Linked DNA regions of Mus musculus: region 2 is linked to region 1. A link is a loop called in an ENCODE intact Hi-C map of the cell type or tissue named here. Cell type or tissue: left cerebral cortex. All regions are shown on one strand. Links, peaks and the distances in the headings refer to the core of each region. The heading gives the core; the rest is flanking DNA. Region 1 overlaps Itpr1 (inositol 1,4,5-trisphosphate receptor 1). Region 2 overlaps Itpr1 (inositol 1,4,5-trisphosphate receptor 1).

Region 1 (10,758 bases), core at 1,321-9,320:
TTGTTATAACTGAATAATCATAAAAAGAAAAGAGGCATGGATTTTATTTCCTTGTTCTGAGTTTGCCCATACCCCAGAGCTGGCAGTTATAGGTTTTAGATATCTGACATTCATCAGATGAATAGTATCTGAAGTCCCAATATATTGTAGCCACTTAGCTAACAATAGGCAAATTCAGGGTAATGAGTATCTTCTCTGTCTATGTGTCTGTCCATCCATTCATTCTTCCCTCCATCCAGCCTATCTTCTGGGGTTGGGTTGGGTTTATTTTTAGAACGCTATTTCCTTCCTTCAGATAATATCCCCTTTCTCTTTATTATAATTCTCTACCTCTGCTAGCTGCCTTTTATCCTAGATCCAGAAGGCATGGCAAAACAGTCATCCTCAGGGAAGTGTCCATGTGGCTTAGAGTCTAGATACCTTAGCTTCCAGACTTGTGATCTGTGGGCCTTCTCTGACCATTCAACCTAAGGGCATCCCATTCTTAAGGTTAGTCACTTCCTTGTGGCCTTGTGGTCTGCTATTTCTGTGCTTCTCACAGAAGTTCTCCCGGAGGAAACGACAGGGATTCCTAAAGGCACATAGTTACCTTTAAGATACCTGAACTGTTGGGACCTTGTTTCCCATCTGTCTCCTCCTCCCACATACTTCCTGCATGATCTCATTCATTCCCAAGGCATCCAGCCAGCACTTATGCCAACAGCTCCCAAAGATGTAGCTCTTGGCCCCACCTCTTTACCAGTTTCTAGATCTCTGTTCAAATCTCTTTAGAGCATCTTTATCTTACTTAACTCTTAAGTTAACATGACCCCAGTCAGGCTGCCATCTAGTCTCTTCTCTTCCATGCCATTTGTATGCCAAGAGTCACACATGAGTCACCACCTCCAAGCCCCCAGCCACCTTCACTGGCACCCATAAAGTTGTTAATTGTTTTTCTTTGTTACTGTTGGTCACAAATCAATTCTGTGCCTGTTTGATCTCCCAGTAGTTTTCGGCCAGGATTCAGTTACAACTTCCATTCAGCCAGGGAATTGCTAGTCAATAATATGTATAGAGCAGCCTAGCACGGGTTGGAATGGGACAGAGAAACAAGTTCTCATCTTTGGAGCTCATCCTCTCGGACACCTTGCTGTGCACCCTACCTGCCTTGACGGCATGATGCCAGAGTTGGATGCTTTCCCCATACAGCAGCAGGACAGCCCTTCCATAGCTACCATGTCTTTCTTAGCATTATTGTCAGTGACACTTCCTAAGAGAAGCCTGGTCATCTTGTCCCCTGTCTTCAAAGTCTCCCTTAGAGAACAGACTCGATTGACACTCTGGTGATGTCTTTGGATGCCCTGTAAAATGGGGCACTGCCTAGGTTTCTGCCCTCTCCTTCCCACATATTGTCCATCCCTGTACCTGCATGCAAGTAAACTGGGTTAGGCAAGAATGTCTAACTGTGTATGTGTCAGCTGAGCTGAGTACCTTCCACATATGGTCTCGCTGAGTTCCTAGGAATGACCCACAGAGTGGGATCATGGGCACTGACTCATCACATTCAGACTGAGCATGCCTCTTCTGCTAGCATATGCAGAAGCGTTTTTGGAGCACTGGGTGGGGCAAGAAGATTTGGCCTTGGTCCCCTTGGGTCTTCACCCAACTCCAGTCGAGGTGGGATCATTCCTTAAGGCACTGTGACCAGAGGTGGAGCTCTCCCTGCCTCTGCCTCAGGGGATGGATGAAAGTTTTCAGAATAGAAGCAATTTCAGACAGGGCTTGGGAAGCCTTCCAGGCAAATGGAAAGTGGGCTTGTCCCTTACAGAACAAAACAGGTTCATCTGAGCCCAAGAGAAATAAATGTACAAAAGCAATGGAGAAATATCTTAGGGCTAAGTTTTTCATTTTTTTTTCTTCTTAATAATAACTTCTTAATAACAACCTAATAATAACTAATAATAAATAAGGAGTACCAGAAGCCAGAAACTCAACGTGGTGTTCTTTCTGCCTGAGCTAATTTTCACTTTGTGGCAGTCCTATGTAAAAGGTGCTACTGTGGCCCCTTTATTTGCCGAAGAGGAAACGGGATCCCAGAGTTGAATGCACTTAGAATGCCAGAGCAAGCTGGTGGTTGCATAGATGTTGTTTCCTGACACGTCTTAGTTTTGGTTTCTCTGAGACTCTTCCATCAACTTTCCTAACATTGACATGGGTCCATTCCCCCTTTAGGGACCTTGCATCTTTTGGTGAGACAAATGGCATGTGAGCCTTCTCACTGGAGGATGCTCTGGCATTCTAGTACCTCAGAAGATAGCTTGAGTGGTTAGTTTTGTTTTGTTTTGTCAGTAAACATGGTCATATATGACATAAGAAGAAGCCATGAAAGGCTTTTCCCTTCAGCCTGGGCATTGCTCGCTTGCCAAATAAAACTTGTACACGTTACAGGTTTCACCTCCAGCAAGTTTCAGGTTCCCAGGTCAATGAAAATTAGTGACAGGAAGACTTTCCTGTGAAACTGTGGCATGGAAAGCAGTTGGGTTATATGAGATGCCCTCAGTTACGGACGAGGAACCCAAGGCTCCACCTGTCCAGTAAATCCAGTATCACTCAGTCTCCAGCTGTCAGGACCAAGGTTTGAATGCAAGTCTTTCTCCCTCCCCACTCTTTCACCTACATTCCATATGACACAGTCTTTGGGTCACACAGGCAGGAAGTTCGTCAGTCAACTGTTCACCCTGACCATGGCCTTGTTAGTAGTGTCTGCTTTATCTTTGGAGGTGAGAGAAGGCCATAGTTCTTGATTGATCTGAGCAGCAAGCACTTGCTGCTTTGGCATAGGCAATCAGTTTTAAAGGTTGACTCATGAACCCGCACAGGGAAGCACATTCAGTTTCATATTGTTGTATAAGCTTTTCTTCAGTTTGCATTTGTTTTCTCATCATGCGTAGCTCTGTCTGGCCAGAGGCGAATATATCCACCGTAAAAAGGCTCGTGTTCAGTCGCTACATTTCTCGGGGTTTTCTGGACTCCTCGTGGAGCGGGATTGCTGGGATAGACCAGTGAGGGGTGTCACAAACCCCCTTCTACTGTTCCCAGTTTGGCATGTGTGTGTGAGATGTATGCCTGCCTTGTATTTACAAGAGGAAGTATCCCATTTAATTTTATTTTCACACTAAAGCCGAAGTGTTAAGAGAACATAGTGTTTTAACACTCTCTTGGTTATCAGCTGCAGAGCGGAGGTTGCATATTGTCACATACAGTTTTCTGAGTACATTTCTACATTTGTTACCTGGCAACGTTGCTGCGTCGGCACATGAAGATGTGTTGGTTTCTGCCAGTTCCCCACTCTCTGTACTGTAGACAGGAGAATAGCTGCTTCCCTGCAGGGATGGAGAACAGGGGAAGGCATGGAGCTAATGGGCTTATAGAAAGACTCCCTGCAGTCAGTGTCACAGCCAAACCAGAGGCTGTCCAGAGGCGTTTTCTACCACTGCCTTGAATCTTGTGCTGCTTTCCTCCCCGGTTAGGGTTAGGTGAGGGGTTTGTGATTAATCACCATGAATCCTTGTTGCTGATCTTTGATCTTTTTAAACGAAAAACAAACAACCACCATCTCGTGTCCTAGTCGTTATATGAGTCATCTGAACCTTTTTAATATTGTGACAAAGATATCTTTAATTGCTTTCATTTGATCCCCAGCCTCCTGCCTGATCTAAGTGCTCAGGTTTTGACTACCTCTGACTTCTGATAAGGAAGGAAATCCCACAGTACAATGAGAGCCGCTGAGCTGATTATAGCCCACCGGAGTGATTTTGCTTGCCCAAAATGCTGAACTTACCTAGACTTGGAGCACTAAAGTGGCCCATCTTTGTGCTCTAGGGACATCACATCCTACCCTTCATTTGACTGATGCCTACCGGTCTGATCTTTGAAAACATTTGAGTTGAAACCCTTACATTATGGGTTTAAAAGTCTCCGTAGTCTACACCGTACATCCTAAGATTCAAGAAAAGCTTCCTGGGACCAGCACCTGTACTGTTGTCTTGAAGAACAATCCACTAGGGAAGTTTCCATGGTAACAGTGTTTGAAACAGTCTGACAGCATCAACAGGTTAAGTAAGAAGTCTTCTGGCTCAGGGGCGCATCCTGTAAGCACAGCTCCTTAGAAGGAAGCCTAGGAGAGACTATGACTGAGCCCAGGCAGGACTCAGCCACTGGAGGGCCTGGCCAAAACAGGCCAGGCTTTAGGGCCTGTTGGTTTGGCAGAGCAAAGCTTGTTGGTGTCATCTTGTTTGTGGGAGGCCTTTGTAGCCTCCTGGATTCTTACTGTCCTGCCTGTTAAGGAAAAGAGAGACAGCTGCCTGTGTCTGAAAGGTAGTTAGAACCCAGCCCTTAGCTGGAAATCTTGATCTCTGCTACTAGATGTTGGGTTTCAAACCTGGGACGAATGGTTGGGGTGGCTATGTAACATGTCAAAGCGGGCCTGTCCTGTCCCTCAATCCTTACCTGTTACAGGGCCCTCTTGGCTGGCACACCCCACCCCCTAGCTTAAATTTCTCCAGTCCAGGGGCTGGGCCTTTTTGGTTGCCTGCTCTTGGTGTCTGTTTGGGTCTTGTGGATGATGCACATGGATCTCCTCTCTTCCCCCTCCCCCCTTCCTCAAATAGTGCCTCTCCGTCTAGTCACATCTACTCTGGACTCTCCCAGATGTGCCTGCATACTCTAACTCTGGGCTCTCTCTCCTTTTTATCTACAATAAACCTCCTCCTCCACCATACCGAGGGGCACTCATGCTTGCTTTCTTTTCTATTCTATTTCTTTGTTCATTCTGTCATCTCCCTGTAAAACCCACAGGAGCCACTCTCCTGAGGCTCTGCTGTGGGCGTTTACCCTCAAGTTTTTCAGTTTTCATCAGGAAAGGTCCTAAGAGGAAATCTCAAGATTTTTCACCCGTTTTTGTTACTATTGTGTTGTTTGTTGGTTTTTTGTTGTTGTTGTTATTCTTGGTTTTTTTTTTGTTTGTTTGTTTGTTTGTTTTTTTTAAATATCCAGAGATAACTTGCCCCAAGGATTCCTAGCTTTGGCCTGAGTTCCTTTTAACTCGGAAGTCTGTATCCTGCTGTTTAAACATTAAGATGGTTCCTCACTGCCTTAGAGTCGGCAACCTGCAGGCCAAGGCGAACTTTAAAGAAAAACCAGGTCATGCCGCATGTTTTTGGTGAGCACAGGAATCAACAAAGCGCTGTTACATAACTTCTATTTATGTCCTCCTTGCTCACTATCTGCAGGCAGGCAAGAGTCGCAGAGCTGGGATTTAATGAGCTCTGGGTTTGCTCACCTTCCTGAGCTGGTAGGAACCAGCTTGTTCTCAAAATGCGTCAGTAAAGAATCAGGCTGTGGGTGGGCGGCCAGGGGTAGTAGGTGGGCCGCATTGTTGCCATGGTGTTTTTTAATTCCCCTGTTTCTCAAGGATCCTGCTCTCTCCTTCCCTGACTCCCCACCCCCTTCTTTTCTTTTCTTTCTTTTTAATCCATGCGCTTCCTTGTTTCTCACGCCCACTCGTGATTTCTTGGAGCTGCCTCAGGAAACAGGAATATTTTCCCTCCCTTCCACAAACACCCCCATTGTGTAGCCCCAGGGCCTCAGAAGAGTTTTTCCTAAGGTGCTCCTTTCCCACCCTCCCCTGTCTATTTTCCCGTGATTTTTCGTAACCACTCCCTCCATTGCCCGGGCTTAGCCTCCCTGTGGCGGGATGGAAGCTTTCTGTCTCCTGCTAGATTGCTCCGGAACCAGGTGGATTCCGTTGCTCCTAGCACAGCAGTTTGCCCCGGAGGAGAGCGGTTGTTTGTGTTTCCCTACATCCTGGTCTCTGCTCTTGCCCTAAACTGAATGACATCTGTCCCCTCTAGCCATATTATTATGAAATAGAGTCACACTTTATAAAAGGAAAACAAGGGAAGTTTGTCCCACAATGATGACCCCTGTTACCTGAAAGTTACAGGTTGGATTAACACACATTTTAAAAAAAATAGAAAAAGTCATGTGCTAGGGAATTAGCTAAGTGGGACAGTGTGTACTTGGCACGGGTGAAACTGGGTTTGATCCTCCATCTGTCTCGAGAACAGTGCATGTGTGTGAGAGCTCGTGTACACACACACACACACCCTCCCTCCCTGACTCTGATACATAGCAAGGAAGGAAGGAAGGGCTGAGAGCCCTGTGGCTGCCAGGGAGAGCTCCCTGCTCCCTGCACCTCGGCTTCTGAGGGAAGCCACCCAGGTTTCTGTGCTGACTTTGTGTCCACACTCTCAGCAGAGCGGAAGCTTTTAACAAGTACAAAAGAATAAGTTGAGATGAAAAACTCCAGCGGGGGGGGGTGGGGGTGGGTTGGGGGTGGGGGTGGGGGGGGGGACAGTTCCAGCAAAACAGGCTTAAGATTTTTAAAGTTAAAAAAAAATTTAAAAAGTCAAGCCCACCCCTTCATTGCTTACGAGTTGTGCAATCCTTACTGGAGGTAGCTGTTTGAATAATCAAAGGCCGGCTGACTTCCCTTCATTAACTAGAGCGGCAGACATCTGCATAAAACATCCCAGATTCCAGACTGAGTAGGTAATTTTTTTTTCCCTCTGAGTAACTTGAGGGACTTTCCCTTTGGAAACCTTCCAAGAGAGTGAACTTCGTGGTTGAGACTTTTTTCTCTTTCTCCCTGGTGTTGGATGTAGAACCCAGGGCAAGTGCTCTACTGCTGCGCTTGTGCTGGGCAAGCCCTACCTACAGTGGTTTTTACTGGGCTAGGCAGCAGCTTGATCCTGAATATGAAGCAATTCAGTCACCTCAGACACAAATCTGGAGCCCTCAGTTCTGAGAACGTTCTTGGTGTTCACAGCTGACCGCCGCTCTATATCTTAGCGCCACTTGCCACTTCAGAGCCTGCCCACACTTAGATTTCTCAAGGTCCACTAAGATCCCTTGGAAAAGTAGCCCTCCGCGTTTTACCAGTACCCTACGCTTGCATTTTGAGCTTGCTTCATCAGCGTGGTTCAGACACTCAAGCCTGTGGTTCTGTAAGCCATGTGTATTCTTCCGCAACTGTTCCAAAAATCCAAGACTTTAAAATGTGTGTGTGGGGGGGGGGGGAGGGACTGTAATTGAAGGAAGGTGTGGTGGAGTCACCCTCAGCAGCTGGTGTTTGAGAAATGTGGCTTTATTAATGTTCTTGCAACATGACCCCACAGACTGTCGAGCCTGGAGTTTGTAGCTGTGGAGCCTGGGGAGACAGCCAGCTTCTAAGGTGGAGGGCCCACAAAGGATGGCCCTTCCTGCTCCCAAGTTAATGATGCAGGCAGCTGTGTCTCTGAGGCCCTATTGGTTAACAGTTAACTGGGCAGATTAAAGATCCCCAGCCAGGCTGAACCTGTCCCAGAGTTAGAAGCAAAAGCCTGCTAAGTGCCAGCTCCACACCTCCCTTCAGCCGCCCCCAAGGTGGGACACTTCCCCATTTAGCGGGACTTTGAGCTTTCACATTCCCAGAATTAAGGTTTTTGGAACTGTGCCTCCCTTAGGGTTGTTATTTATTCATTAAGACAATAAATACTAGGCACTGGACAAAATGCTTGTGCGGGTTGGGGCAGGGACTTCAATGGTATGCCATCCAGTGGGTGAGCCGGCTAGGGAACCTGAGCAAAACTGGGAGAGTGAGACCGGAAGCAAGGAATTGCTCCTTGAGGATGGGAAGGGCACTCGCGGAGGAGACATGGATGCTGAGACCTTCCAGATGGAATGGGGTTAAGAGCAAGGGTATCCTGGCCCCGGAGCGGGGTGTGTTGGCATGGCTGAGGAGGCCAGTGTGGCAGCAACGGAGTGCAGGGCGGGCAGCAGCATGAGGTGACTGCTCAGCTTTGGTACTACGCCTGTCACCAGGTGGGAGGCTGGATTAGGTGATCCTCTGATCCTCGTGCTCTCTGCCAGTCCTTACTCTGTACTTCTAAAGGGCACCAAGTTGGCTCAGGTCAGTGACCTGCCTGGATGCGTACTACTGCTGCCAGGGATGGAATAGGTTGAGCTACCGAAGATGAGGACCGTGTAATTTCAACCTGACCACCTCCGTCGGATTGGTGATCTGTACATGTCACTGTCAGATGCTTCCCAAGCCACAGGGACATTCACCAACATAGTGAATGGGCGGGCTGGGTTGGGGGATGTGATGGTCTCACAGGTCTGTGTCTGAGGGTGAGAGGAGCTGGAGCGGTGGTCCAGGGATGACTGCAAGGGACTGCGGGTTTCCCATCAGCTCGACATTGCTTTGTCTTTGGCATGAGAGAGGGTGATTATTTTTCTTTGGGTTTTATGGTCTAGTGGACTTGTCCCAGTCAAGTGTGTTGAAAGCAGGGATGGGTGGGAGGGGATAGCATGGAAGCAGGGGTTGTCACACGTATTTCCTACTTCCTCTCAATAAACCTCTCAGATAGTTCTTAATCCTCCTTTTTCCTCCTGAAGATGAGGCGACTACAGCAGGGGTTTAGCGAGGGACCTGCCCAAAGGCATCCAGTTCCCAGATTCCCCCCGCCCCCCCCCCCCACACACACACACGGCCTGCCTCCCTAAGGATAGGTTAGCGAGCTCCTTCTCAGTCCCAGGGCTCCACACAGACACAGAAAATGTGTGAACAAAGGATTATTCTTGGTCCTGCTCTAAATTCCAAGGCAAGGTCCCTGAGAAGCTCGGAGCTCTGAGTCAGGAAGCTGGTCTAAGTTAATGAATGGTCCCCGCAAGTACACAGAACAGATGCATGACCGCGAGGGTCTGTTCTACAGACTGACTTCTTCTTCTTCATGCCTCTTTTGTAATAGCTCAGATCATCACACCCGTCAACGTAGGAAAGAGTAGCGAGCCATGGCCAGGGCCTCGACCGTGGCCTTCCTCTTTCCAGGGTGAAGACCCCTTACCCAGGCCCCTGGAGCTGATGTAGACTGCATTGCTTTCTGTTGAGATGCGCTTGCATGAATAAGGGCTGTGTCATTTCATCCTGCCCACCTTTGGCCCTTTGCTCCCTTTAGCCTTCTACAGGTTTCACTGTGGGATACCTTTGTGGCCTCAGGATGATACCTGGTGAAGCTCATCGCAAAATGGGTGTGAAGAGTTGGGAGATGCGGGGGCGCATTTGCTTGGGTAAAACAATTAATGTCCTAGCATGTGGCTTATCTCTCCCCCCCACAACCCCCACCTCCTTCCTTTCTTTGCCCAGGTTTCACTGAGTAGCTCACACCTTCATCTCTTAAGTGATAGGACCTACAGGTCTCTTGTAACACACTCAGTTGAGAACACATTGCTGTTTTCTTCCAAGCGCTTTGCAGTGTCACGGTGCATGTTGGAGGTCCGAGGAGGAGACCTCCATGAACCCCCCACTGCAGATCCCACAGTGAATCTGTGGGCATGCCAAGGCAAGACTTCAGAATTTCACCCAAACTGCCAAAAGGGACCCATTGCGTCAGGACCCCGGAAGGTGTTTCTGGACTGGCTGACGCATACATACCTCCTGCAGCCCCGGGGCCATATCCGGTTTGTTGGTCATTGCCTTCTCTGTTTGAGAAGATAGCCATGAGTTGAGACTGTGAGCCTTTAAATCCTTCTCTGTTTGAGAAGATAGCCATGAGTTGAGACTGTGAGCCTTTAAATCCTTCGAACAGAAGTCTTCCACAGATCTGAGATTTACAGTAATGAGAAAGGCACTGTTACTGACTTTTTTTTTAATTAGGTATTTTCCTCGTTTACATTTTCAATGCTATCCCAAAGGTCCCCCAATCCCCTACCCACCCACTCCCCCTTTTTGGCCCTGGCGTTCCCCTGTACTGGGGCATATAAAGTTTGCAAGTCCAATGAGCCTCTCATTGCAGTGATGGCCAACTAGGCCATCTTTTGATACATATGCAGCTAGAGACAAGAGCTCCGGGGTACTGGTTAGTTCATATTGTTGTTCCACCTATAGGGTTGCAGTTCCCATTAGCTCCTTGGGTAATTTCTCTAGCTCCTCCATTGGGGGCCGTATGACCCATCCAATAGCTGACTGTGATCATCCACTTCTGTGTTTGCTAGGCCCCGGCATAGTCTCACGTTACTGACTTTAAAACAAGGCTCAGACTCATTCAGAGACAAACCAGCATACTTTCTTACGCAGGTGGGAGGTGGGCAGAGAGGCTACTAACTCATGATGCAGCTCTTCGCCCGCGTTGCCTTGTTGTCTTTATGGAGTGTGCCTCGTTTTCTATCCAGCGCTCATCGTCGTGGTTTGTGTTTTCCTGGAGGGTTTACTTTTTTTCTCTCCATGTCTTTGGCCAGAAACCACACAAGTGCGTTCCCCAAAGATACTGCCCTTTAGGCTCTGTAACAAGTTCCAGTAGTTAAGTCTCGAGAAAGATTCAGCCAGAGGCACGGGGTTCTCCAATGTCTCCTGTCTCTGAAATCCTTTTGAGTGATCTTAAGTCTTAGTGGAGAGTGATTGCTGCCGGGATACTTATACAGTCAGGTACTTTGGAAGGCGCCTTGTTATTTATTCAGAGAAACGTTCTCACTATGTAGCCCCGGGTGATCTCTTAATTTTGTGGGGAGGTTTTTCCTGCTTCAGTCTACCGAGTACTGAGATTGCAGGATTCCAGTGTGTGCTACTAGGTCTGCCCAGCCTAATTTTTTTTAAGTATATTTTGTTGGCTGAGATGTTATTGATGAATATGTATGAAACTATTCCTATTCTGATCTGCATGGTGATCTGCATGCTATGCT
Region 2 (10,758 bases), core at 1,671-9,670, 99 kb after region 1:
AGTATAACCCATAACCACAGAGGTAAACCTATGGTTCAGTGTGTGACCTGACGCACAGGAAGTGTCTGAGTGTAATGATGAAACTTTTTAACTTTCCAGATGACAGAACAGAGGAAGCAGAAACAAAGAATCGGCCTTCTAGGACATCCTCCTCACATGAATGTCAACCCACAGCAGCCGGCCTAGGCAAATGAGGCAGAGGGACTCTGCTCAGCCCTCTGTATATCACTGTCAGGGTGGGTACGGCTCATTGGTTCTGATTTGCCCACTAAGGGTACATGTGCGCTTAGTACATTTGTAAATACTCAGTTTTGTATTGTATGTATATGATTGCTATTCTCAGAGGTTTGGACTTTCGTATTGTAATTAGCTCTGTTGGCATGGTGACTTGTCACTCCTGCCAAAAATATTAAAAATGCCTTTTTTGGAAGGACTACAGAAAGTACCTGATTTGCACTTGAACCAGATTATAGATTTAAAAGTATATGACATGTATTTTGTATTTAAAACTAGAATAGCCAGTATTTATGTTTTTTATAAAACTGTGCAATACAAATTATGCAATCACCATAACTTTGTAACTCCTGAGTGTCCTAAGGGAGTACACATCTTTGAAGCTGATTTGTTGATACTCGTGTAATAAATGGTTAAATATCAAATGCTGCTGCTGCTGCCAAAATTATATTAATAGCGAGTTTCTGGCCCCTGGGCAATTTTGTACCTTGTAATTATCCTATGGTGATGCTGTTTCTCGTTGCTAATGGCATTAGTGCCCCTGTATCCTAGTGATAACTCCAGGTCTGTGAACCATTCAAACAGCATTCATTTTGAGAAAAGCAACTTTAGTTTCAAGGATAATTTTAAGCTTCAAAATTAATCATTTAAAGTGTTTCTTTAAGAGAGCCATGTTAGAGGCTCACACTTTAGCTTGAAAGGAGTTGATGAATTAATTTTTTAAAGGGAACTTTTTACATGACGTTTGGAATAACAGCATATTGCTGACCAGTCAGTGTCATCTCCCGGGTGAATTTTGATGTCACGTTATAGTCAAATGAGTTAGCTGATGGTTTCTAGATTTTCTTCCTCTGAACCATGATGCAGTAGGTAAGAAGTTATTATGCGTATATACATATATACATTCATATACGACAAAGTAGGAGCTGTCCCCTTAGGATGCATAGCTGCCCCTAGGGTACGTAGCTGAACACTGACAATGGCGTTCTTCTGAAAGAGCCACGTTTGGGTTTTATTTCTTTGTCACATGATTTCTTTTCTGGATGGGTGCAAAGTATCACAGGAAGTGTTTTCTCTCTGTCGCCTTGTTTTGTACCTGGGTCTCGCTTTACTAGACCGTCTCTGCACAAAAGTTTAAAAACTGAACCGTATGCAGAGTTCCGAAGCAAGTCAAGTTTGTAAATGCATACCTAAAAATATTTAATAAACGATGCAGAATCCTATGCAGTGACTGGCTGGTGGCTTTCATTTGTCATTTCCTTGTGGCTTGAGAACGATTCCAGTGTTAGACTTTTCTCCCCATTGGGACTGAGTAAAACTATAGCTAAAAACTCATTTGGTTGCCAGATTAAATCAGGAAATGCTAACCTGATTTTAGAAAATAAACAATTGTTTATATCTCAAGAGAAATCAGTCAAACAAATAACAGAGGGAACTTCATACAGAATTCTCCTCAGTGACTGAGTGGCACCAGGATGTCAAAGGCACTTGGCATGACACGGTCCAGAATGCTCTGTTTAGTGTGGGCACCTTTAACTTGGCATTTTCCCCATGAAAGGAAGGATCACTAATCATTGGATTTGTTGGTCCCACTCCCCGGTGATCAGGCTCCTATCACAGAGCATTTATGATGTTTGTCTTGTACTAGGCTCATTCTTCCATCCAAATAGAGAAAATGTGGTCCTTCCTGAAGCATGGCTGGCTCCGGCTGCTCTTTTGACGCCTATTGACTGTGCTTTGGTAAATGGGACTAATTCTCACCCAGCTCAGAGAACTGGGTCAGGATTAAATTCCATCTCAATGGGTAGTTTCATAACTTACACTTTACTACATAAATTGGGTAACGTAAGTCAATTTTCCAGTCAGTTTAAAATTTTCCACCATAAGGTAAGCCTACGAGAGACACGTGGCTTTTTGTCTAAAACCAACATGGCTCCTGTACTCAATCCCATAATACTGTGCGGCCAGCAAGGACCTGCTCTTTGCCCTGGGCTTCGTCTTTGATCTCTCAAGCTCTCCAGCACGGCATGGCTGGCAGTGTACGTTGTGTCTCCCCACGTCCTAGCTGGTTCACTGGAAACTTCTGCATTGACATGTTTAGGTGGCAGCTTTTACAGGTTTGTCGTGTCTCATTTGAATCCTGTCACCAAAGATATAAATCTTCATTCAGTTTGCCAGCTTCAGCAGAAAATAATTGAAACTGGAATGTCACTCCGCCTTACTCGCTGCAGGTCCTACCTTGGGAATGTGGGCGTCAACACCAAAGCTGGTACAGTGTAGCTAAAACAGAATCTGCAGGTAACTCTCTCAGGGCCTCTGAGAGGGCCTTGATTCCACTGCCTCCTCCACACACCACCTTTTCCTACACCTCTGTTTCAAGGGTTGAGATCCAGGTCACCTTCAAAATTACCCTCCACCATCCCCCATGAGGAAGTAGCATTTCCAGGCTAAGCATTAGGTATGACAATGCAGTGTCCATGTGCAAGAAGAAAGCCTTTGTGGCTTTAGTTGCTTAAATGTTTGCCACCATAGCAGATCAAGTTTTGTTTGGGGGTTTGGTTTGTTGGTGGATTGGTGGATGGGATTTGTTGGTGGGTTGGTTTTTGGTGGGTTGGTTTTTGGTAGGTTGGTGGGTTTGGTTTGTTGGTGGGTTGGTTTTTGGTTGGTGGGTTGGAGGGTTGGTTTTTTTGTCCTCCTTAAAGGACTACATGCTCAGTCCACCAAACCAAAGAACAGTAATGAGCCTTAAAAGATGAGCCCTGGAGCCTTCAACAGGGAGAGTAACTTCCTGAGTGCTGGCTCCAACATAAACAGACACCTCCTGACTTCTGCAAGACAGAGCTAGCTCTTCCCAAGTCAGGTGCTGCCTGCCTTTCAGCACAGGGCTAGCCTACTTTAGTAGTCATCTCCTTCTCACTCTGTCCCTGCATAGGAAATTCTACCCACCGATCAGTCATTCTTTTTCAAACCTCTTTCATAAGAGACTCTATAAGCTAGAAAGCACTAAGTGTGAATACTGTATCAAGACTGAAAACCCTGTGGCAGAGATAAGCAACAGGTACACTCCTAACAGATCTGCCTTCCACACCGAGAGATCTTGTACAATACCTTTTACTTAGCCACATCTTTCAAAAGGTGAGCCAATCTCAACTCAATCAAGGGAGCTCCCTTCCAATGACTGTACTCATTGCTGTCCCAGAAGTCAAGTGTTTAGCCAAATCCACTTAACTCTAGTTCACTGATCACTTGTTAACAATCAACTGGGATGTTGGAAAACCCCCATAAAGATTTCGATTTTACAGAAAGTACCCAAAATTCCACTGATTTTGCATCACAAAGTGGTGGTTAAAGTACTGTTTTGAGTAAAACGCACTGTGTGTGGTTTTTGTGGGTGGCTTTAGCTAAGAATGACTATCAGACCTCAATTACCTGACAGGAGAGAGCTATGACGGCAATTATAATTAAGACAATTAGGATCATAACAAATACCTTTCCACCCTTAGCAATAGAAGTCAAGTATAGCATCCCAACACCAATTCAGAAACAACCAGCTCAACACACCAAACCTACCAACATGGACAATTTAGAAAACAACAGTGGATTGTATATGTCACAGCTCACACTATAGGATGGACTGCCTTAATGCTGGACTTCTGAATTCTTTTACGAGTCTCTACATTACTGGAGGTATGACTTGAGGAAAAAATAGCAAGCAGGCAACCTAAAATCCTTTTAAGGTCGTGACAAGCCAGTGTGGAAGAGAATCCTAACACCTAGAAGTGAAACTGCATCATCTACCCAGCCTGGAAAGAAAAAAGAAAGCTAAAAACCACCAGAGAGCAAGAAGGCAGAGTTTGAGAAAACCCCTAAGGTGAATTCTGAACAACAACAAAAAGAGTCCCACAACATGAGTGCGTGTTGTGTGCAGGAACCACTGGTGGAAAGAATTCGCCAGCACTTTTGTGATCACCTCAGAGAGAGAGAGAGAGAGAGAGAGAGAGAGAGAGAGAGAGAGAGAGAGAGAGAGAGAGAGAGAGAGAGAGAGAGAGAGAGAGAGAGAGAGGCCGGGCCCATTTCAATGGAACAATACAATACAGTACACACAAGTGCACAATCCAGGAATGTAAGGTCCTCACTGCTGAATAGCTTGAAGGCACTTCATGCCTTTTTAACATATATGTCACTTACAGGATCTCAGAAGTCTCTCCAGAAGCCTTCTGTGGAAGCTGTCTGGAAGATTTGGTGTTGTCACTGGGTAAGATACCTGGGACACACAAGGCTGGTAGTGGTTCTCAACCTTCCTGGTGCTTCCACCCATTAATACCATTCCCCATGGTGTGGTGACCCCAACCATAAATTTACTTTCATTGCTACTTCATAACTGTAATTTTGTTGCTGTTGTGAATCATAAGGTCTCAGGTGACCCCTGAGAAAAGGTTGTTCAACCCCCCAAAGAGGTCATAACCCACAGGTTGAGAACCATTGGTTCAGAGGCTAAAGGATTGTCTGGCCTCCACAGGCCACAGGGTAGAATAAAAAGACAGGGCCCTTGACAATGAGAATCTTTGTGCTAGCTCAACCACCTACATGTTTTGACTCTGAGAGAGTTAGTCATTTCAATTTTTAATTCTCCCCATTCTAAGAGTAGAGCGCTCTTTCCACTTCCTCCCACAGGTGGTAATGAGCGCAGAGATGCTATGCGGACACCAGGGGCCTGCTTGGTATGCTCCATCCATATTGCCCATTCCTTGTGCCTGACATTTTCTTCTCACACCTACCCACAATCTCAGCTAACTATTGCACAACCAAGCTACTTTCTGTTCCTACTAAATCGCTCTGCTGTTGTTGCTGTGGATCTTAAATCTTTATGTCTTCACATGACATGTTTGGGTCACATCCAGTCATTTTTATTTTAACTATGTTGTAACTATCAGTTTGAACTGAATAATTCATTAAAAAAAAAAAAAAAACTTAGTCACACAGTTCCCAACTTCCGGATAATCGCTCTTATATTTGTGATCACTGGTGAATTTAAAATCTGAGGTGTTTTTTTTTTAAATATCTGAAGCTATTTAACGTCTGGGATCATGGATTTCCTTAGCTTATGAACCTCCCAACCCTGCTAATGAAACAGTTCCTCTTGCATCTGACTCATCCACAGTTTCACTGTCTTTCACTTAACATTTAAATGTAAAGTCTGTGCCATATTGCATGTAACTGTGGAGACCCAGAACTTCCCTTAACAGTTTCAAGGAGCCTAAGAAATTTGCTTACACTCCCTCAGTGAACCTTCCCACTCTAGACCCTAAATCCGATTCCTATTCTGTTTCCTGTCCCATCTCCCTCTTACTCCACCCGTGATGTGGCTATGGTGCTCCTTCCTTCAGTGTCAGTGACACAGGGCAGTGTGAAAAATGGCACCATACTAGGGGAAGAGAACAACGAACAGGAAACCTGTGACAACAGAATGAGAGTTCCCTCCCTTCCTTCCTGGCCACTCAAATAACGAGTTCTCAGCCATTTATATTTGCCCACCATCTTGTTCGACAACAGCAAAACAAAGAAAACCCCCACCTTTCAGCTTCTTCAAAGAAGACATCCACGTGGAAAAGATGACCTGGATTTAACTGAGCGGAACTCTGAGCCTGATAGTCAAAGGCAACCACCCGCCTTCATCAACCATAGACAGTGAGCTAGGCACACCCCAGCTCAGATCCTGACCTTCCACCTCCCTTACCTACCCATCTGGGGATTTTTGTTGTTGTAGCTGTTGTGTGTGTGTGAATACACACCACACAGGTGCACATGCTCATGTGTGTATGTGGAGAACAGAGGATATCCTCTGTCCTTGGATGTCATCCGATATTTTAATTTTTTACATACGGTCTCTCTCTCTGGTCTACAAGTAGGCTAGGCTACTTATCCTGTAAGCTCTAGGGAGCTTCCTGTCTCTGGCTGTCCAGTGCTGAGAGTACACACCTGGCTTTTTCTTTTCTTTCTTTCTTTCTTTTTTTTTTTTTTAATAGAAGCAGCTGGGGTTAAACTCAGTCAGATTCCCATGCTTAGAAGGCAATGGCTCCGCCAACCCAAACTATGTCCCCAACTCGAAATTGAAAGGGTTTTTTAAGAACTAAGGGTGATACTAGTTTGTTTCCTTATCATCAGGATGGAGCACAGTTCCTCCCGAGTGAAGAAGCCCCATGCATGTGGGGAAGTCTTCCCTTCATCTACTTTAGAGTTCTGCAGTCAAGTTCAAGGAGGAAGACTTCCTGAAAGAAAGAATATGCCAGTCACCCCAAAAGAGAAGCATCCTACTAAACTAACAATCCAGCAGCTGCTACCAGATAACCACTCACTACTCAGAATGCCTCTCACCTCAGAGCTCAAAACCATAAACTAAGCTGATCCCTCTACACAAGCAAAGCCCTGCTCTTCTTTCTTGAGAAGAGACAAAACCGTGTTGTGACTTAGCTTAGCATCCAGGAATGTGAGAATTCAGACCCAGCTGTACCTCCAATGCTCCCTGCCATACCACTCCTCATCCAGGAACCCTTAAAGGGAACACTCCACTTGCTCATTGAGTCAGTTCTTAGACAGAGCACACCTTTGGTAGCATAAGAAAATTTTGGCCATTTGGGGTAGTATAAAGAATTGTCTCATTTATTTATGAACTATATGTAAATGACTGAGTCAAATTTAACCCCCAGCTGGATAAAACCAAACATGTTTCAGAGTTTCTGCTAATCCCAGAAATCTAATAAGAACAAACAGACCAGGTGGTGAAATGGAACTGGCTTTTTATTCTGTGCCTTTCTCCTACTATTTAAACTGGACTTCTTACAATTGTTAGTAGGAAGATGATATAACCATTTGAAAACATGTAGCAGATTCTAAAGTGTAAGCACACCTTATTATCCCAAAATCCCACTTCCAACAATATAACTAAGAAAAAAAAAAACATATCTACACAAAAACCTATATGCAAGTCTGGGGATATAGTACTGTGGGCAGATTATTTGCATAGTATGCTGGCTAGTTTTATGTCAACTTGACACAAGCTAAGGTCATCTGGGAAGAAGGAATCATAACGGAGAAAACATTTCCCTCAGAACACCTAGAGGCAAGTGTGTAGAGCATCTTCTTGGTTGGTGATGGATGTGGGAGAGCCTTCCTCACTGTGGTGTTGCCGCTCCTGCGCTGGTGGTCCTAGGTGCTGTAAGAAAGCAAGCCTCACACGGCGTGAGGAGCAAGCCAGTAAGCAGCAACGCTCCATGCTCTCCCGACTGCAATTCCTGACTTAAGTTCCTGCCTTGCTTCCCTTTGATGATGGACTGTAATGTGGAACTCTTAAGCCTGAAATAAATCCTTTCCTCCACAGGATGCTTTTGGTCATGGGGATTTATGATAGTAATGGAGACTCTAAGACCCCTAGCCTTGCATGCTGCCATGCAACCATAATCTCAGAACTATGGAGATGGAGTCAAGAGGATGATCAAAAGTTCAAGGTCATCTTCGGCAACATACTTAACAAGTTTCAGCCCAGCCTGGGCTCCATCTCAAGAAAAAAATTAAAATTAAAATTAAAAAAAACCCTCTACACAAATTATAAATATATCCCAATACCAAACAATGTCCACCAACTAGTTAATGGTACGTAAACTGTGATGCACGCATCTAATGGTGCCTGGAATGTTAGCAGCCCGTGCCTCCGCTGCTGAGAAGCACCACTGATGTTGGGGTTGACACACATGTTTTGTCTGTATATTTGCCTTTGGGAGAGGTTCTTACTGTGTAGCCTATGCAGGCTCCACGCTTGGAATTTTCCCTTCTCAATCTCCCTAAAGCTGAGATTCCCAGAGTGCACCACCATGGCTGACCTACTTTTTATCTTTTTTAGCACATTAAGTATGCACACTTTTTAACTACTTCAGAGTTGAGGACAAGAATAAGAACCAAAAAGCTGCTTGCTAGAGTCTTACAGGCATGGCAATGAAGTGCAGGGAGGGAGGGACAGAGAGAGGGAGGAAAGAAACAAAAGAAAAGAAGAAAAGCTGTGTCCTGCTTCAGTTTTTGTAATTACTTTAAAAATAACCTTGCAAATGAATTTTGTGCTAATTTCCTTCTGGAGCTGTAACAAGTAACCAAAGAAAACAGAGGCAAAGATGCTGTGGTGGTTTGAATAAGAACGGCCCCCATAGGCTCATATATTTGAATGCTTAGTCATGGGGAGTGACTAAGGAGGATTAGGGGGTTAGGAGGTGTGGTCTTGTTGGAGGAAGTGTGTCACTGAGAGTGACCTTTAAGGTTTCAAAAGCCCATGCTAGGTGCAGCCTCTTTCTCTCTCTCTCTCTCTCTCTCTCTCTCTCTCTCTCTCTCTCTCTCTCTCTCTCTCTCTCTCTTCACAACAGATCAAGCTATTGTTCCAGCACCATGCTCCCCACCATGATGGTTATGGTGGCCTGAAACTATAAACAAGTCTCCAGTTAAATGCTTTCTTTAGTAAGAGTTGCCTTGGTCAAGGTGTCTCTTCACAGCACTAGAACCCTAACATTGTCTTCATCATCATATCAATACGTTATCTCACAATTCTGGTTGCCTACACTCCTACTGGAAGACCTATAGAGAAAACCCATTCTCTGGCTTCTACCAGCTTCTAGAAGCATCGTTGATTTGGAGAGTGCTCCTATTTAAAGGCAGTCATAGACAGTTGAGCATCTGGCACAGGGTATTGCTATGACTCTTCTGCCTACCTCTTTCGTGTATTATGACCCTGTTCCCCAACTGGACAACCCAGGAAATCTCTGCATCCCAAGACTCCATCTGCAAATCTCCTTTCACCATCTATGGTAGCATAGCCATGGGTCTCTAGGATTAGGATGCAGGCATCGTTATTGGAACCACTATTGTGCCTACCACATTTGACTGAGCAGAGTCTAGGTCAGTTATGTTTCAGACAGAAGAAGAAAACCACTTCTGTTTTCCACTTCTGAGAGACTTGAATACAATTGAGAATGCCACGATTTCTTGTGGTCCAAACAGGCTGAGCAAGTCAGGCCACTGAAATGATCATAGAAAGCTATATATACCTGAGTAAGAATCAGACCGTGCCTTTCAAATTTATTGATATTGGACAACTAGGAACACATCCATATGTATATACACATATGGTATGTGTGAGAGACAGACAGACAGACAGACAGACACAGAGTATTACTAGATTTCAACTCCAGTTTTTTTGTTTTTGTTTTTTAATTTGTGAGGATTAACACTTTAAAAAGGAGTAAGACCAAAAAAAAAAAAAAAAAAAAAAAAAAGCTGGGCGTGATGGTACATGCTTTTAATCCCAGCACTCTGGAGGCAGAGGCAGGCGAATTTCTAAGTTCGAGGGCAGCCTGGTCTACAAAGTGAGTTCTAGGACACCCAGGGCTATACAGAGAAACCCTGTCTCGAAAAACCAAAAAAAAACAAAAAAAACAAAAAACAAAAAAAAAAAACAAAAAACAAAAACAAAACAATTTTGTGCTTACCCACTAACATCAAGAAGAGCTGGAGGCTGTATTCACCCAGACAAAAAACTACATAAGACATTGCCTTTGAAACTCAACCTAAAGGAAAGAACTTTGAGGGTTTAGCTCCAAGACACGTGGGTCAAACTGATAAAACAGCAACAACAATAATAAAAAAAAAAAAAAGAAAGAAAGAAAGAAAGAAAGAAAGAAAGAAAGAAAGAAAGAAAGAAAGAAAGAAAGAAAGGCGACCATACTGGCTCCTTCCAGTCAAAGTGCACCCATCCCATCCAGAAGGTCTACCAATTATTTTTCCTATGCAGCTGTGAATTTTAATTTGCCACCACAACTCTCAAGGGGACTCTGTGTTCTGCTGTCTTGTGCTCTGGTACATAGGATGACACCCACGTAATAGAACTCTCCAGTCTCCTGTTGGGATGGAGATACTCTGCTCTTCCTCTCCTGGCAATAGCAGGACCTTTCACTACAAGGTCTCAGATGGGCTCTTCATCAGCCCCTGTCCTGTCCCCAGGATAGGTCTATGCTGATCAGAATAACACACAAAGGCTTGCTGTTTCTAGTCTAAAAGATGCCCTTGAGGGGCTGGAGAGATGCCTCAGTGATTGAGAGCACTGACTGCTCTTCCAAAGGTCCTGAGTTCAAATCCCAGCAACCACATGGTAGGTCACAACCATCCATAATGAGATCTGACACCCTCTTCTGGGTGTCTGAAGACAGCTGCTTTGTACTTACATATAATAATAAATAAATCTTTAAGAAAGAAAGAAAGAAAGAAAGAAAGAAAGAAAGAAGGAAGGAAGGAAGGAAGGAAGGAAGGAAGGAAGGAAAGAAAGAAAGAAAGAAAGAAAGAAAGAAAGAAAGAAAGAAAGAAAGAAAGAAAGAAAGAAAGAAAGAAAGAAAGAAAGAAAGAAAGGGCCTTGAATCCTAAGACAGATTTTTACATTTGCCTGGCCAATGCACTAATAAATGCCAGATCATTTAGTGGGGAAAATGAAGG

What was found. Peaks named below come from ENCODE experiments on the same cell type or tissue, not always from the same donor. Only the 100,000 strongest peaks of a DNase experiment are listed, where the experiment ranks them.
Region 2: a loop joins it to region 1, with 4 times the contacts of the local background. A loop is called at or near these places in 6 of 42 quality-filtered maps.

What each region holds. Positions count from the first base shown.
Region 1 is chr6:108,451,086-108,461,843 of GRCm38, forward strand. All of the region lies in intron 44 of Itpr1 (inositol 1,4,5-trisphosphate receptor 1), which reads left to right. It overlaps Gm35165 (a long non-coding RNA gene), which reads right to left. Exons shown (of 5, transcript XR_869349.3): 3 at 9,515-9,683; 4 at 3,272-3,362. Among named protein-coding and RNA genes, the nearest start is that of Gm35165, 16 kb to the right of the region's middle. In left cerebral cortex, for the core only: a CTCF peak has its summit at 5,704; DNase peaks (open chromatin) are centred at 3,243, 5,409, 6,101 and 6,766; H3K4me3 peaks cover 538 bases; H3K27ac peaks cover 4,355 bases.
Region 2 is chr6:108,549,654-108,560,411 of GRCm38, forward strand. Itpr1 (inositol 1,4,5-trisphosphate receptor 1) reads left to right here. Exons shown (of 62, transcript NM_010585.5): 62 at 100-1,463. The coding sequence ends at 186. Among named protein-coding and RNA genes, the nearest start is that of Gm44040, 19 kb to the left of the region's middle. In left cerebral cortex, for the core only: a CTCF peak has its summit at 4,916; DNase peaks (open chromatin) are centred at 4,949, 5,509 and 8,152; H3K27ac peaks cover 3,542 bases.